2 separate regions of the Homo sapiens genome follow, and region 2 is linked to region 1. Evidence: chromatin loops called from intact Hi-C (ENCODE). Cell type or tissue: GM12878. All regions are shown on one strand.

What was found. A loop is a pair of places that touch in the nucleus more often than their neighbours do. Peaks named below come from ENCODE experiments on the same cell type or tissue, not always from the same donor. Only the 100,000 strongest peaks of a DNase experiment are listed, where the experiment ranks them.
Region 2: a loop joins it to region 1, with 10 times the contacts of the local background. A loop is called at or near these places in 1 of 110 quality-filtered maps.

What each region holds. Positions count from the first base shown.
Region 1 is chr2:198,910,498-198,918,497 of GRCh38, reverse strand. No RefSeq gene overlaps it. Among named protein-coding and RNA genes, the nearest start is that of LINC01923, 540 kb to the right of the region's middle. In GM12878, no CTCF peak of the experiment used is centred here; a DNase peak (open chromatin) is centred at 4,607; H3K27ac peaks cover 399 bases.
Region 2 is chr2:199,225,936-199,233,935 of GRCh38, reverse strand. No RefSeq gene overlaps it. Among named protein-coding and RNA genes, the nearest start is that of SATB2, 230 kb to the left of the region's middle. In GM12878, no CTCF peak of the experiment used is centred here; a DNase peak (open chromatin) is centred at 4,615.

The sequences.
Region 1 (8,000 bases):
CATGTTTTAACAAGCTCTCTAGTTAATTCTGATGCACGATGAAGTTGGAGAACCAGTCTTAGATCATAAAGTGAAATTTGAGTCATTTACTTTATTTCCTGAACTGATTCTTTTTACCCTCAATTTCAAGCCTATCTAGCTCCATACCATCATGGAAAACACTGAGCAAATGAACAATAAACTCACAGATACGCCAAGTGTTAAACAGTCTCAAGATCTGATCATCCAACAGTTGAAATCTCAAACAAGATTGTTAAAAATTTACTATGTGCCCTGACTTTAGTGCTGGTTTTATTCCATTAATGATGGCAATCACTACTTTCTTTCACTTGATCTTCTTTATGATTAACAGCATATATATGTCAAGCTGGTGAAATTGGCTTGACAATGAACTATGTGGCAATGGATCAGATGGCTCCAAGTAAGGATCATGTGCAACACCTGGCTTCAGAATTATCTGATAACCAGCTGAACAACCCTTTCTTTAATCGTGCTTGATTGCTTTAGACTACCCAGTCAGATAATGCATATTTCTAAGCTCAGTAAACAACTATTAATAAGAGAATATGCAAATTTAGCAGTAATTTTTAATTTATCAACTTTTTTGAATAAAGTACAGAGATGGAGGAAATGATAAATGAACTCTATTTTATTACATCTTGCCTACTTTTAACTTGTGATAGACCCATGTGCTAGGTTGTCTATTCAACAAAAAAAAATGGGGCTCAACAAAGTTAAGTGACTTGCCTTAAGTCACATAACTAATAACAGATGGAATCAGGTTTGAGATTGCTTAATCCCAAAGCCTATGATCTTTTCTTATAGACTGTAAAATCCAGAAGAATGGCAATTTGAATGTTTTTAACTTTTAATTTTGAAAAACTAATTTTAGATTTACTGTAAAGTTGTAAAAAAATGAAAGGTACAGCGTGTTTTCATATATCCTCCTCCTTGGAGCAGCCTGAGCTAATGTCCCTTTAAAAATGATTAATAAAATGATTTAAATAATAATTAAATATTACATGATTAAAAAAATTAAAAATAAATTAAGCTCAAGATCAAGATGGAGAAATCCATTGTAATGAGAAATAGAGCTTCCTCAAAGTTAGAGAGGGATTGAGGCTCAAAAAATTCACAGCAGTATAGAAACCAGATATATGTCTTCAAGTTCATGGCCTTAGGTTTTAATTTCTATTTAGGAAGAGTGGTACAGGACGTAAGTCCTTGAGTTTATGGAAGCAGGAAGGATTTCTTAATAATGAATGTAGGATGAGAGAATTCTCTATTGCAGGCTTATGGAGACAATTAGAATGCTTGTTGTTCATCTAGAAATTTGGATTAAAAAAAATCATCCACTAGAAAGTAGAATCCTAAGCCAATTCTCATCAATAAATAACAGCTCCTAGACACAGTAAGTACTCAAAATTTGCTGAATATTGAAGCATTTTACCAAAGGACACTCCTCTCCTCCATTCCCAAAGACTCCTGTGAGTGCTCATTTGCAAATGAAGTAATACATATGTCACTTATGACAAGTACCAGAAACATCAAGGCATCTGCTTCCCGGATAAAGTTGCACTTGGCCTTCATTTTGCCACAAAGCAAGGAGGTATGTGAGTCGTTTCAAGGAGCATGATACCACTGAGTGGCATTAGGGAGGCTAAGACCTGGCAGACACTGGCAGAAAGGCTCTAGTGCTCCCTGGCTTGGCTGGCAGCTTGGTACTTCTGATTTCCCAGCAGATGAGATGTCAGAGTCTGTGGACACGCACAGGGAGGAGCAGGTGTTGACCTCTGATCCACAGCCTTCTGGCATATTTCCTGTTTTTCTTCAATTGAAAAATCATTTATAGTAAATTGTTAACGTCCTCCTCATTCCATCCTGTCCCTAATGACACCTGCCGTTAGCCAGGGCTTCATATGGTACCACAAAGACAGTTTTCTCCCGAGAGAGAAGCAGAAATGTTACCTTTAAAGTTTGTTATATTTTCTATTCCCATATCTTAGCTTAGAGCATGAACACTTGCAGAATTATTATTATGTTTGAAAGAGAGAGATGCATTTATTTTAATGTAGCAGAAAAATCCAGAGTTCCAGATGGAAGAAAACAGCTTCCTGTAAGGCTTGGAATCTGACAGACCTGAGTATGAGCTGTAGCTGTGCGACTTCAGGCAAATTGCCTAACAGCCCTGAGTATCACATGTTCTCTTACCTGCAAAAGAGGAATAATATCTTCCCTGTATAGTTGGCTATTAATATAATATAATTAATTATTATATAATATAATTAATACAAAATATAAAGTAATATATGTATAACTTGTATACTGTTTATTAAAATAATTAATCTTTGTACTAGTTTACCTTTCTCTTTTCTCCTTTTCTTCCATCAGATAATCTTCATTGGTTCTGTAACTGAATTTGACGTGTTCCTTCTTTTGTTTTGTATGGTAAACTTCTAGTGATCTTCTTGAGATGGGGAAGGTGAGGACTAGACTTCATTGTTTCTTCCTCTGTGTAGTTGTCTCTGGGATGAAGTTATTTTCTTTCCATGGTCTTTAATGAGGATGATCACAGGATAAGTGAATACCCATTCACTATCTGTTGTGGGTATAATATACTCCACCTTTTCCTGAGACAAATCCTAATGCCCTGAAGAGAGTATTTGCTCCAGTTACTATTGCTGTGTAATGAATAACTCCAAACATTAGTGTTTTGAAACAATGGCAATATTTATTCTGCTCATCAATCCACAATTTGGGTAAGACTTGTTGGGGATAGCTCCTCTCTGCTTAATCTTGGGTCAGTTGAGGTGGCTTAAAGGATGATGGTTTGGATCATCTGAAGTTTAGTTACTCTTGTGTCTGGAGGTTGATGCTGAGAGGACTGTAGCAGTTGGAATATGGAATAGGTAGGGAGCCACAGGCAACTCTCTCTACCTTTATGTGATCACCTCAAAATAATCTCTCCAGGATGGCATCTTTGGAGTACCTGGGCTTCTTAACTGTGGACTCTAATCTCTCAAAACACATGTCCTGATAGAGAGCTGGGTTTAATTTGTATTATTTTTAGACTCACCCTTGGAAGGCATACAGCACTGCCTCTGCTACAGTACACAAATTGCAAATGAGCCACTAAGCGTGGCCCAAATTAGGTGAGGGAACTAGAAAGTACCTCTTACTTGGAGGAATATTCAAACTCTGAGAATTTTGTGGGACCAAAATTATTGATGTGGCCATTTTGGGACAATGCAATCTGTCACATGGTTTAAGCAGATTTTTAATGAAAGAGACTGAGCAATTGCTCCAAAGATTATATACTTTCTAGCTTCCTAACTTTCTCATATTGAACAAAGTTGGAAGCAAATTGTCTAAATAAGCAGTTCTCAAACTTAGGGTCCCTTAAAACTCTTAAGAAATTATTGAGGACCCTTAAGAGATTTTGTTTATGTGACTCATACCTCTCAATATTTATTACAGTAGATTAAAACTGAGAAATATTTAAAATATGTATTTATTTTAAAATAATAATTCTATTATATATTAACATAGATAACATTTTTAATGAAAAACAACTGTATTCCAAATAAAAATTTACTAATAAGAAAGTCATTATTTTACATTTTTGTAAATCCCTTTAATGTCTGACTTAAGAGGAGACAACTAGAACCTCATATCTGCTCCTATATTCAATTTGTTAAAATGTTATTTTGGTTGTTAAAGAGAGAAAAATCTAGACTCACAAAGTTATGTAGTTAGAATAGGGAGGTGTGTTTTAGTAAGTTCAGTAGACTGAGTGTGTCTCCTCAGAATTTATACAGGTTGAACATCCCTTATCCAAAACACTTGGACCCAGAATTGTTTCAGATTTCAGGTTTTCTTTTTATTTTGGAATATTTGTACTATACTTACTGGTTGAGCGTCCCAAATCTGAAAATATGAAATCTGAAATGCTCCAATGAGCATTTCCTTTGAGCATTATGTTAACACTCAAAAATCTCAGATTTTGGAGCATTTTCAATTTCAGATCCTCATATTTGAGATGTACAAGTGTATGTTGAAAGCCTTACCCCCAGTATGATGGTATTAGGAGCTAAGTCTTTTGGTAGATAATTAGTTCCCCTATGTGGTATTAGTTCTCCTATAAAAGAGACCCCAGAGGCCTCCTTCACCCCTTTCCACCATGTGAGAACACAGCTTCCAGAAGAGGGCTTTCACCAGACACCAAGTCTGCGCCACCTTGATCTTCTACTCCCCAGCCTCCAAAACTGTGACAAATAAATTCTATTGTTTATAAGCTACCCAGCCACGGTATTCTATTATAGCACCTTGAATGGATTAACAATAACTTAGACCACTCAGATAACTGGATATACTGCTTTGATACTACACCAAAACTCAACAAGTTTCCTAAAGGTTAGTTGCAATATAGAATCTGAAACCTTACCAATGAGTCTACATACCTGAGAGAGAATAAGAGTGAAAAAAAAACAAAAACCAAATGACATCTTAATGTTACTATAAAAATAGCTTTGCCCTTACAGACTTCCTGAAAGTGTCTTGGGAACCCCCAGGGAGCCTGAATCACACTTGAAGAAACACAGACTATGATTTGTCAACAATTCTCCCCAGGCTTTTGACAATTGCCTCATATTGGCCTCTCAGTTCCTCTTTTTATGATTTTCTTTCTGAAGCCTTTTCTCTTTGTCACCAATTCATCTATTATCCCTCCCTTCCTCCCCATCACCCACTGTCATCTCCCTGTTGAACTTATTAAGTCTATAACCCCATCATTGCTGACTAGGGTCTTATAAATGTCATCACTTCAGGCTGTGAGTGTCAGCTGCATTTTTCTACCTACAGTTACTGGTGCACTTACAGAAGGGTTTAATGGGCTGGGTCTAGGTGACTCAGGTATCAATGGCTCATATGGGGACAGGCTTAAACTCTGGTCCCCTGAAAAGGGAGGGACAAGGTAGAAATGGTGGGGGTCTTTCATTATGGGTTTTATCTACTTTTCCTCTCAAGTAATTATAATCAAACATATCTCTTTTACCATTCTAGCATAGAATTACAATTTCTATTCACTTTATAACCTCTTACATGTTTTTATTATATTTTTGAAATTACTTTGTTTACTTGATTAGTGTTTCTCTTCCCCAGGAGCATGTCAGCTCTATGAGGGAATAGGCGATGTCCTTAATTATTTTATTCCCAGTCTTTAGGATAGTTCCTAGTACATAGTAGGGCTTCAATAAATATTCTATAAATAACTCTCTCCACTGAGAAGGTTAGATGTCCTTGTGAAAACCTCCTATATGGTACATAAAAATTTATATGCCTCTTATATTCATGACTATTCTTTTGTAGCAGATTATCTCAGGCTTACTTGGAGAATGTTTACAATGAAAGACTATATAATAGAGTGATAAAGAGCCAGACTATGAACCTGAGATACCCAGGTTCAAATCCTGGCTCTCAGGGCCAGGCATGGTGGCTCACATCTGTAATCCTAGCACTTTGGGAGTCCAATGTGTGAGGATTGCTTGAGGCCAGGAATTCAAGAACAGCCTGGGCAACATAATGAGGTCCCATCCCTACAAAAAATAAAAAATTAGCCAGGCATGATGGTGTGTGCCTATATTCCTAGCTACTGGGGAGGCTGAGGTGGGAGGATCACTTGGGCCCAGGAGTTGGAAGCTGCAGTGAGTTATCCACTGCTGCACTCCAGCCTGGATAACAGAGCAAGAACCTGCCTCAAAAAATAAAAATAAAAATAAGCAATTGTGGCTGTCTCAATTTTCAGCTTTGTGACCCTGAGTAAGATGCTTTGCCCCTTTCTCTCTGTAAAATGTGGATGCTAATACTACCAGCCTTATAGTGTAATAGTGAGTCAAATTCTTAGACAAGCACCTGTCAGCTAGGTACATGTTTACTGTTGCTATTAAGTGCTCCTGCTTGTGTTTCACCATGCTTTTTGGATAACGAAGAATGCCATGCTTTTTTTCTAATTTCTGGGAGGGAGCAGCAGAGGTCTATCCTGTTCTCCACTAATAACAGACAGCTGTTTTTCTTTCCAGGATATTATTCCCTGTATCTACAGCTTAGAGGTGGTACATGGTCCTGGAGGTTGTAAAACCATGAAACCACATTGAGGACAAGGCATGTAACCATGGGTATCTAGAGTGGTGAAAGAAAGCCTATGAATGACAAGAACCAATACTAATAGCTAATTTGCTTTGTGTTTTTACTATGTGATATACACTGTCCTAAGCAAAAAACTAAATGTAAGTTAATATTTATTTTACTTGTAATTAAATTTTACTTGATTTAATTATCACAAGAAGCTGATGAGGTAGGAACAATTAATATCTCGATTTTTAAAGATGAGGTTACTGGGATACACAAAGTAAAATACTTCACACGAAGTTACATAGGCTAGGATTCAAACTAAGCTTGTTTTGTTTCCATATCCATGCTATTAACCATTGTGACATTAAAAAAAATTCCTGAGTACCTTCTATTCTGTGGATTGATAGCTGCTCAAATTGGTGTAGGTCCAGGAAGAAGGAAATATGAACAGGGGCCTTCCCTAGACCAAAATAACTACTAGGCAAGTGAGAGTTCCTTGGACCATAAATCTGAGGTGTGCACAGCCATGATTCTCCCCTCTTCTTCTTGGCTTGGGAAAACAGACACATTTTTCACTTACCTCTGGGTGAAAACAGGACAAACATTTGTGATGTGCATTTCAGCAAATGTGCATGGTCTCTTACTAACAGTAAAATGAGAAACTGGGATGCTGTCATGAAGCAATCTGCAAAGTCACTTTGGGATTGAAAACCAAGGTGCATCTAATTATGAACACTATTGCTACTGTTAAGCAAAAGTAAAGGAAGAATCAGCTCTGGAAAACAGAGAGGCATCTTATGGTAATGAAATGGTCACTTGTCAGCCATTAAGTCTAAGAAATATGTATAAACAAAGGACATAAAGAAACAATCAATTTCCCTTAAGGTCTGGCTAGGAAATGACTGTACTTCACAGATAATTGCAACCTGAGTGATATTTTATTCCTCTCAAAGCATGTGAAATGATTTTGTCATTGGTATTATTTTAATGAAAGAAACACATTACCTCCAATTAATGCAGGTTAATTTTATGTTTACCTGCTTTCCAAAGGAGATTCTAGGCTATTTAATGAAAAGCAGTGTTCTTCTCCAGAGAGGAAATTGATGATATATTTTGGTCTTAGATAACTCCCAGTTGCTATGGAAGCATGAAACTTTGTACATCTTGGGGTATAATGTAGTACCCTGGAAAGATCACTAATATGTCCTGCTTCTCATCCTAATTGATGTCCAAATGCTTGTATGATTTGATCAATTTCCTTCTGTGTAAACTAACAGGAATGTTCTGTAAGTAAATTTCTACGTAGCTCTTAAGTTCTAGGTTCTTTCTGAGATTATGTTATCAAAACACAATGAAAGAAGCAATATTGGAGCCTCTGGTATTGTTAGCCCACCTTTAACACTACTCCTATGGCCCTATCTCAACACTCCATCTCAGGCTCCCCACTCATGTGATGGAGGAGGGTACAGGAAAACGGGAGATGTTTGGCAAAGGGCACAAAATCTTATTTAGACAGGAGAAAAAAGTTTCATTGAACTATTGAATGGCATGGTGACTATAGTTAATAATAATGTATATTTCTAGTTGCTAAAAGAATAGATTTTACTCTAAAAGTTTAGCCTAAAGAGTGAATTTAGTGTTACTTGCCTTCAAGTGTTCTCACCACAAACAAACAAAAAAAATGACAAGCATGTAAGGTGATTGACGTGTTAATTAGCTCAATTTAATCATTCCATGATGTATGTATGTGTGTGTGTGTATATCTATATATATATATATATATGACAATGAACCCCATAGATATATACAATAAAAAACTCGATGTGGTTTTTGATCAGTAAGCACATTTATAAATCATCTAGTTTTAATAC
Region 2 (8,000 bases), 320 kb before region 1:
CAGCAATGAGATGCTACTACACACCTACTAGAATGCCCAAAATCTAAAGCACTCACAATACCAATTGTTGGAGAGAATGAGTGGCAGTAAGAGCTTCCATTCATTGCTGGGAGGAGTGCAAAATGGTAGAGCCACTTAGGAAGGCAGTTTGGCAGTTTCTTATAAATGTAAACATAATCTTACCATATACCTGCTCCTAGGTATTTACCCAGTTGAGTTGAAAACTTATTTCCACATAAAACCTACACATGTGTATTTTAGCAGCCTTATTCATAATTGCCCAAACTTGGAAGCAATTGAGATGTCCTTCAATAGATAAATGGATAAACAAACTGTGGGACATCCCTACGATGGAATCTTATTCAGTGATTAAGAGAAATGAGTTATCAAGTCACAAAAAGATATGAAGAAACTTTAAATGAATATTGCTAAGTGAAAGAAATCAGTCTGAAAGGCTACTTCCTGTATTATTCCAACTACGTGACACTCTGAAAAAGGCAAAACTATAAAGAGAATAAAAAGACCAGTAGTGAGTGAACCTTAATGTAAACTATGAACTTCACTTTATAATATATATTAATATTATTTTATTAATTGTCACAAATGCACCACACTAATGCAAGATGTTACTAATGGAAGAATGTGAGTACAGGGGAGAAGTATATAAGAGCATTCTGTATTTTCTGCTACATTTTTCTGTAAATCTAAAACTATTTTAAAACCAAAGTTTATTATATTTTTAAAAGAAATATGTTAATTTCACAGATGAGAATCTAAGGCTTGGGGCTCAAAAAGATAAAGTAGCTTGATGAAAGCCACTCTGGGAACAATTGCTGTGGAAGTAGATTACTGAGGTGAGAACTCAGGACAGAGGCTCAAAATAGAGACTAGTTTTCTTCAGACTTAAACCAACAAAGATCAGAAAAGACAAAGAAGGGCATTACATAATGGTAAAAGGTTCAATTCAACAAGAAGAGTTAACTATCTTAAATATATATGCATCCAATACAGGAGCAACCAGATTCATAAAGCAAGTTCTTAGAGACATTTAAAGACACTTAGACTCCCACGAAATAATAGTGGGAGACTTTAACACCCATTAACAATAATAGACAGATCATTGAGAAAGAAAATTAAAAAAGATATTCAGGACCTGAGCTCAGCTCTGGATCGAATGGACCCGATAAATATCTACAGAACTCTCTACCCCAAAACAACCAAATATATATTATTCTCACCACATAGCACTTACTCTAAAATCAATCACATAAACGGAAATAAAACACTCCTCAGCAAATGCAAAAGAACTGAAATCATAACAAACAGTCTCTCAGACCATGGCACAATCAAATAAGAATTCAAGATGAAGAAATTCACTCAAAACCATACCATTACATGGGAACTTAATAACCTACACCTGAATGACTTTGGGGTAAATGATGAAATTAGGGCAGAAATGAAGAAGTTCTTCGAAACGAATAAGAGCAAAGATACAATGTACCAGAATCTTTGAGACACAGCTAAGGCAGTATTGGGAAAGAAATTTATAGCAAGATATGCCCACATCAAAAAGCTAGAAAGATCTCAAGTTAACAACCTAATGTCACAACTGAAAAAAACTAGAAAACCAAGAGCAAACAAATCCCAAACCTAGCAGAAGACAAGAAATAACTAAAATCAGAGTTTAACTGAAGGAGATAGAGACACAAAAAACCATTCTAAAGATCAACAAATCCAGGAGCTGGTTTTTTGAAAAAAAAAAAAACATAATAATAATAATAAAATAGATGGACCACTAGTTAGATGAATAAAGAAGAAAAAAAAAGATTCCAATAATCACAATAAAAAATCATAAGGGGGATATTACCACTGACCCCACAGAAATACACACAACCATCAGAGAATATTATAAACACCTCTGTGCACATAAACTAGAAAATCTAGAAGAAATGGATAAATTCCTGGATGCATACACCCTCCCAAGACTGAACCAGGAAGAAACTGAATCCCTCAATAGACCAATAATGAGATCTGAAATTGAGGCAATAATAGTCTACCAGCCATAAAAAGGCCAGGACCAGATGGGTTCATAGCTGAATTCTACCATATATACAAAGAAGAGCTGGTACCATTCCTACTGAAACTGTTCAGAAAAATCCCTAAGTCATTCTGTGAGGCCAGCATCACCCTGTTACCAAAACCTGGTAGGGATACAACAAAAAAAGAAAAACTTCAGGCCAATATCCTTGAAGAATATAGATAAAAAATCCTCAACAAAATACTTGCAAATTAAATCCAACAGCACGTTAAAAAATGTATTCACCACGATCAAGTAGGCTTCATCCCTGGGGTGCAAGGTTGGTACCACACACACAAATCAGTAAGTGTGATTCATCACATAAACATAACTAAAGACAAAAACCATGTAGTTATCTCAATAGATGCAGAAACGTCTTTCAACAAAATTCAACATCCCTCATGTTAAAAACTCTCAATAAACTAGGTATTGAAGGAACACACCTCAAAATAATAAGAGCCATATGTGACAAACCCACAGCCAACGTCATACTGAATGGGCAAAAGCTGGAAGCATTCTCCTTGAAAACTGGCACAAGACAAGGATGCCCCCTCTCACCACTCCTATTCAACAAAGTATTAGAAATTCTGGCCAGAGCAATCAGGCAAGAGAAAGAAATAAAGGGCATTCTAATAGGAAGAGAGGAAATCGAACTATGCCTGTTTGCATATGACATGATTCTATATCTAGAAAACTGAATAGTCTTAGCCCAAAAGCTTCTCTTTTTTTCTTTTTTGAGGCAGAGTCTTGCTCTGTCACCCAGGCTGCAGTGCAGTGACGTGATCTCAGCTAACTTCAACCCTTACCTCCCAAGTTCAAATGATGCTCATGCCTCAGCCTCCGGAGTAGCTGGAATTACAGGCGTATGCCACCATGCCCGGCTAATTTTTTTTTTTTTTTGTATTTTTAGTAGAGACAGTGTTTTGCCATGTTGGCCAGGCTGATCTTAAATTCCTGGTCTCAAGTGATCCACCCATCTTGGCCTCCTAAATTGCTCATATTACACGTATGAGCCACTGTGCCTGGCCCAAAAGCTTCTTAAGCTGATAAACAACTTTAGCAAAGTTTTGGGATACAAAATCAGTGTTCAAAAATCACTACATTCCTATACATCAACAACAGGCAAGCCAAAAGCCAAATCAGGAACAAACTCCCATTCACAATTGCCACAAAAAGAATAAAATACCTAGAAATAACAGCTAACAAGGGAAGTGAAAGACCTTTACAAGGAGAACTACAAAGCACTGCTCAAAGATACTGGTGATGACACAAACAAATGGAAAAACATCCTATGCTCATGGATAGGAAGAATCAATATCATTAAAATGGCCATACTGCCCAAAACAATTTATAGATTCAATGCTATTACCATTAAACTACCATTGACATTCTGCACAGAACTGGAAAAAACTATTTTAAAATTCGTATGAAACCAAAGGAGATGGCTGTGCCTTAGTCAGGAGTAGGCCTAGGTGGCCTTCTGGCACAGCATGACTCAGTGGGTTTGGAGCACAGGCACACAATTGTGCACATTATGTAACCACACCACATAAGGCACATGTAACCACTCATGAGAGCTTGTGCTTGGATCAGAGCCACTATTGTCTGTAAAAGGTGTAACTATCCTGCTGATGCTGTACCTACAGCTTGCACCCAGAAAGAGAATAAAGCCATGTTGCAACTGCCTACGATTCCTCAAGCGGTCTTTCAGCTACCTGCCACTCACACACCCACTCTCCTTGGACCTCAGCTTGGGCTAGAACCTGACACTTGGCATAGTTGGCAGGATCCCGAGGTGAGTGAGCCTTGGCACCACTGATTCTGGGTCGACCATGTGGCCACAACATGGGTTGTGGTACCTGGTGGTAGCCATGCTGCAAGGATGGGCCCTAGCGGAAACCTGGGTGGTGGTCGATGGGTCACCCATGAGTGTGGAAAATGCGCTGAAGCAGCTGGAAGCACAGAGCACTGAGAAGGAGCGAACCTTTGCCAGCAGAGTTGGATGGGCATTTTTCACTGTGTTACGAGAAGTGCATACCCAGTCCCTGAGGGATAAAGCTCAGGTAAGGGACCTCCAGGCACAGGCGGGGTGCATGGAGTCCCCGCTACAGAGCTTGGAGAAAAAATTAGAGTCTGACATGAATGCAAGCCTGGGTCCGCCGTCTTGGCTGGAGGTCCGCACTCAATCTGATACTGAGGAGGAAGAACCCCTGTTGCAGGCTCACCCAGTGGTTTGTCAGAAAGTAGACCATGAACAGCCTGTGGGATCCCAAGGGCGGGCTCAAGGACCCCCCATCGTAACAAAACACACTTCATATATTGCCTATACCCCAACTGAGTTGCGGAAATTAGGCAAGCAGTGCCGCCAGCGTCTAGGGGAACCCCTGCCCGCCTGGATGCTTTGTCTGTGGGACGAGGGAGTAGATAGTATCTCCTGTTCTGCCTCTGAGATGGAAAAGCTGGCCTCTATCATGACTCATTCCTCCCTCAGTCAGCGGTTGCAAGTGAGCAGGCAGTTAGCAGCAGGGCAAGGTGACCACATCCTGATTCAGGCTGCTATGAGCAGCCATATGGACTGTGTGGAACAATGCCAGGGAAATACCCAAAATTGTGAGTAAATGGCAGTCGTATGTCGATTTGGTGCAAGTCATCTGGGTGATGGGTATGCGGCAGGCTGTTTGACCTGAATACCCAAGGGCCAGATGATGAATGTTTCACGCCCCAAATGAGGGATCTCATGTTGGGTTCTGTACCTCTGAGTGCCTTTGGCTCCCTAGCTGCTGTCCTCACCCTGTACACAGGGCACCACATACATGAAATGACCACTGGTATGGTAGCTCTTGGGAAAGCAGAGGGCCGTCAGCAGGACTGAGGGGTCCACACCTTAAAGAAGGGGAAGATGCCCTGCCTGCAGGGGGCTCCCCCATGGAAGAAAAGGGGACCCCAATGAGTGGCACGCTCACAGATGTGAGCCAAGATTTAATCTTGGCTGGGGTTGACTGAGAGAAAATTGATAAGCAGCCCACGGAAGTACTATTAACTTTGTGGAGGCAATTGTCTCCAGAGCAGCAATTCCAGAAAATGCCCAAGGAGGAGAAGGACATTGCTGTGTGACCCAGTCTTGCCTGGGCGCTCCAGCTCATAGACTACTTGCTACAGCCAGACAGAAATGTAGAGCCTTTTCTGTTTGATTAGAGAACTGGCTGATGTGCTCTGCTTGCGGGGACATGAGATGACCAGAGGCCACATGTGGAGTTGGCAATCCTCTGGTCCCCCACCAATGTACAGCAGATGTTGCTGCTGGTAGATACTGATGCAGATTGTAGCCTTGTTTATAGGAACTTGGATAAGTTTCTGGGCAAGGCTACATACATTGATGGTTATGGAGGCTGGTCAGTGAAAGTGAAACCTGTATCTCTGTACCTCAGCACTGGCCGCTTGGCTTCTCACTTATACACTATGTATGTCTCCCCCATACCTGAATGCATTATGTGGGTGGACATTTTACATGGCCTGGTATTACAAACCATGGCTAGAGAATTCAGACTCTGAGTGCGTGTGGTGAAGCTGGTGCTATGCGGACATATGCATCACTAGCCTCATGTCCTGCCACAACCCCAACAGGTTACTTCCACCCATTAATACCATTTGCCAGGTGGGCATACAGAGATAGCTGAGACGATCAAAAAGCTGGAGGAGCTGCAGATAGTGCGTGGTATCCACAGCCCCTACAGTTCTCCAGTGTGGCCAGTTAGAAAGGCTGATGGAACTTGGCGGATGACGGTGAACTATCGGGAATGGAATTAAGTAACACATCCTTTGCATCAATCATGGATTTGACAGACCATTTGATGATGGAACTGGGACAGTACCACTATATAGTGGACTTAGCCAATGCATTTTTCTTCATCGACATTGACATCACTCCAGTCCGCCTTCACATGGAAAGGGTGACGATGGACTTTTACAGTGTTGCTGCAGGGCTATGTGCATAGCCCCACCATACGTCATGGTCTTGTTGCCATGGATTTAGCCATCTGGCAATGTCCATAAGTGGTCCACCTATTCCATTATACTGATGATATTATGTTAACCTCTGATTCTCTTGCAGATTTAGAAGCAGTGGCACCCCTCTTGCAGCAACATTTGGCAGCATGTAGTTGGGCTGTCAACAAATCCAAGGTCCAAGAAATCCAAGGTCCAAGGTCCAAGGGCCTAGATTATCTGCCAAATTCTTGGGAGCTATCTGGTCAGGTAAGACAAAAGCCATCGCAGAGGCTATCATTGTTAAAATTCAGGCGTATCCTCATCCCACCACAGTGAACAAGTTACAAATGTCTGTGGGCCTTCTGGGATATTGGCGGGCATTTGTCCCCCATTTAGCTCAAATGACAAAACCGTTGTATCGATTAACAAAGAAGGGAACTACCTGGGATTGGGATGATGCAACTGAGACCACCTTTCTGACAGCCAAGTGGGCTATTCAGCTGGCACAAACCCTACGGGTAGTTGACCAGGGGCATCTGTTTGAGCTGGATGTGCATGTGGCCACAGATGGTTTCTGCTGGGGCTTATGGCAGTGCACGGGGCACTTGAGAATGTCAGTAGGCTTTTGGTCTCCACTATGCAAAGCAGCTGAGCTCTGGTATTCCTTAATAGAGAAACAGCTAGCAGCTGTATATGCAGCTCTTCAAGCTTGTGAGAATGTGACAGGACAGGCTTCAGTCATCATGCGTACGACTTACCCCATAGTGGGATGGGTGCGTTCATGGGTAATGACCCCCTGGACTAGGATGGCGCAGACATCCACTTTAGCAAAGTGGGTGTCTACTTAGAGCAACAGAGTACTCTGAGTACAAATCCCTTAGCGGTAGAGCTGCAAGAGGTCTTGGGACCTATAGTCCTAATGCAAGAGAAGGCCATGGGTCAGCCTGAGGTACACTTGGACCCTGAGCCATCACCATTCAAAGAAGGGTGCCCCCCCATTTCCGACAGAGCATGGTACACAGATGGGTCTAGCTGAGGTGCTACTGCTGCCTGGACCACTGTTGTAGTCCAGCCTAGTATTGACACTATATGGTTTGAAACCAGGTGTGGGCAGAGTAGCCAATGGGCTGAGTTTAGAGCAGCATGGATGGTAATCACCAAAGAGGAGACTCCTGTGGTAATCTGTGTGGATAGCTGGGTCATCTATTGAGGCTTAATCTTGTAATTAACCGCTTGGAAAATACAGAATTGGCTTGTTGGCCACTGACCCATTTGGAAATGGGTCAATTGACATATGACAAGCCGTGTGGAAATACCTCTGGGAAATAGGTCATTAGAAGGATGTGACTATTTATCATGTGTCAGGCCATATGTCTTTGGCCACCCCTGGTAATGATGAGGCTGAGGGCTTAGCCAAGGTCCAATGGTTAGAGTTGGTACCTACACGAGATGCGGTCTTGTGGCTACATTGGAAACTGGGACATGCAGTGGGTAAACTGATGCAACAGGTCAATAAGCGTTGGGGTTTGTCCCTGCCCACACAAGATATTTGGGAGGCTTGTCAGAAGTGCCTGGCGTGTACTCACGCATACCTTAAATGGAGGCAGCTGCCCAGTGTTACACAACAAGTGACAATAGGGTCAGTGTCCTTGACAAGGTGGCAAGTAGACTACATTGGGTTGCTGCTGAAGTTGCAAGGGTATACGCATGCACTAACAGCTGTGGACATGGCCACAGGACTGTTCTTCACCTACCCTTGGAGGATGGCTGATCAACAGCACACCATCTGGGCCCTGCAACACTTATGTGCCCTGTATGGTTGCCCTCTGGCTGTTGAGAGTGATAGTGTTGAGACATTTCACTGTATAACAGGTACAACAATGGGCATAACAAATGGACATAAAGTGGGAATTCTATTTGCCATACAACCTGCAAG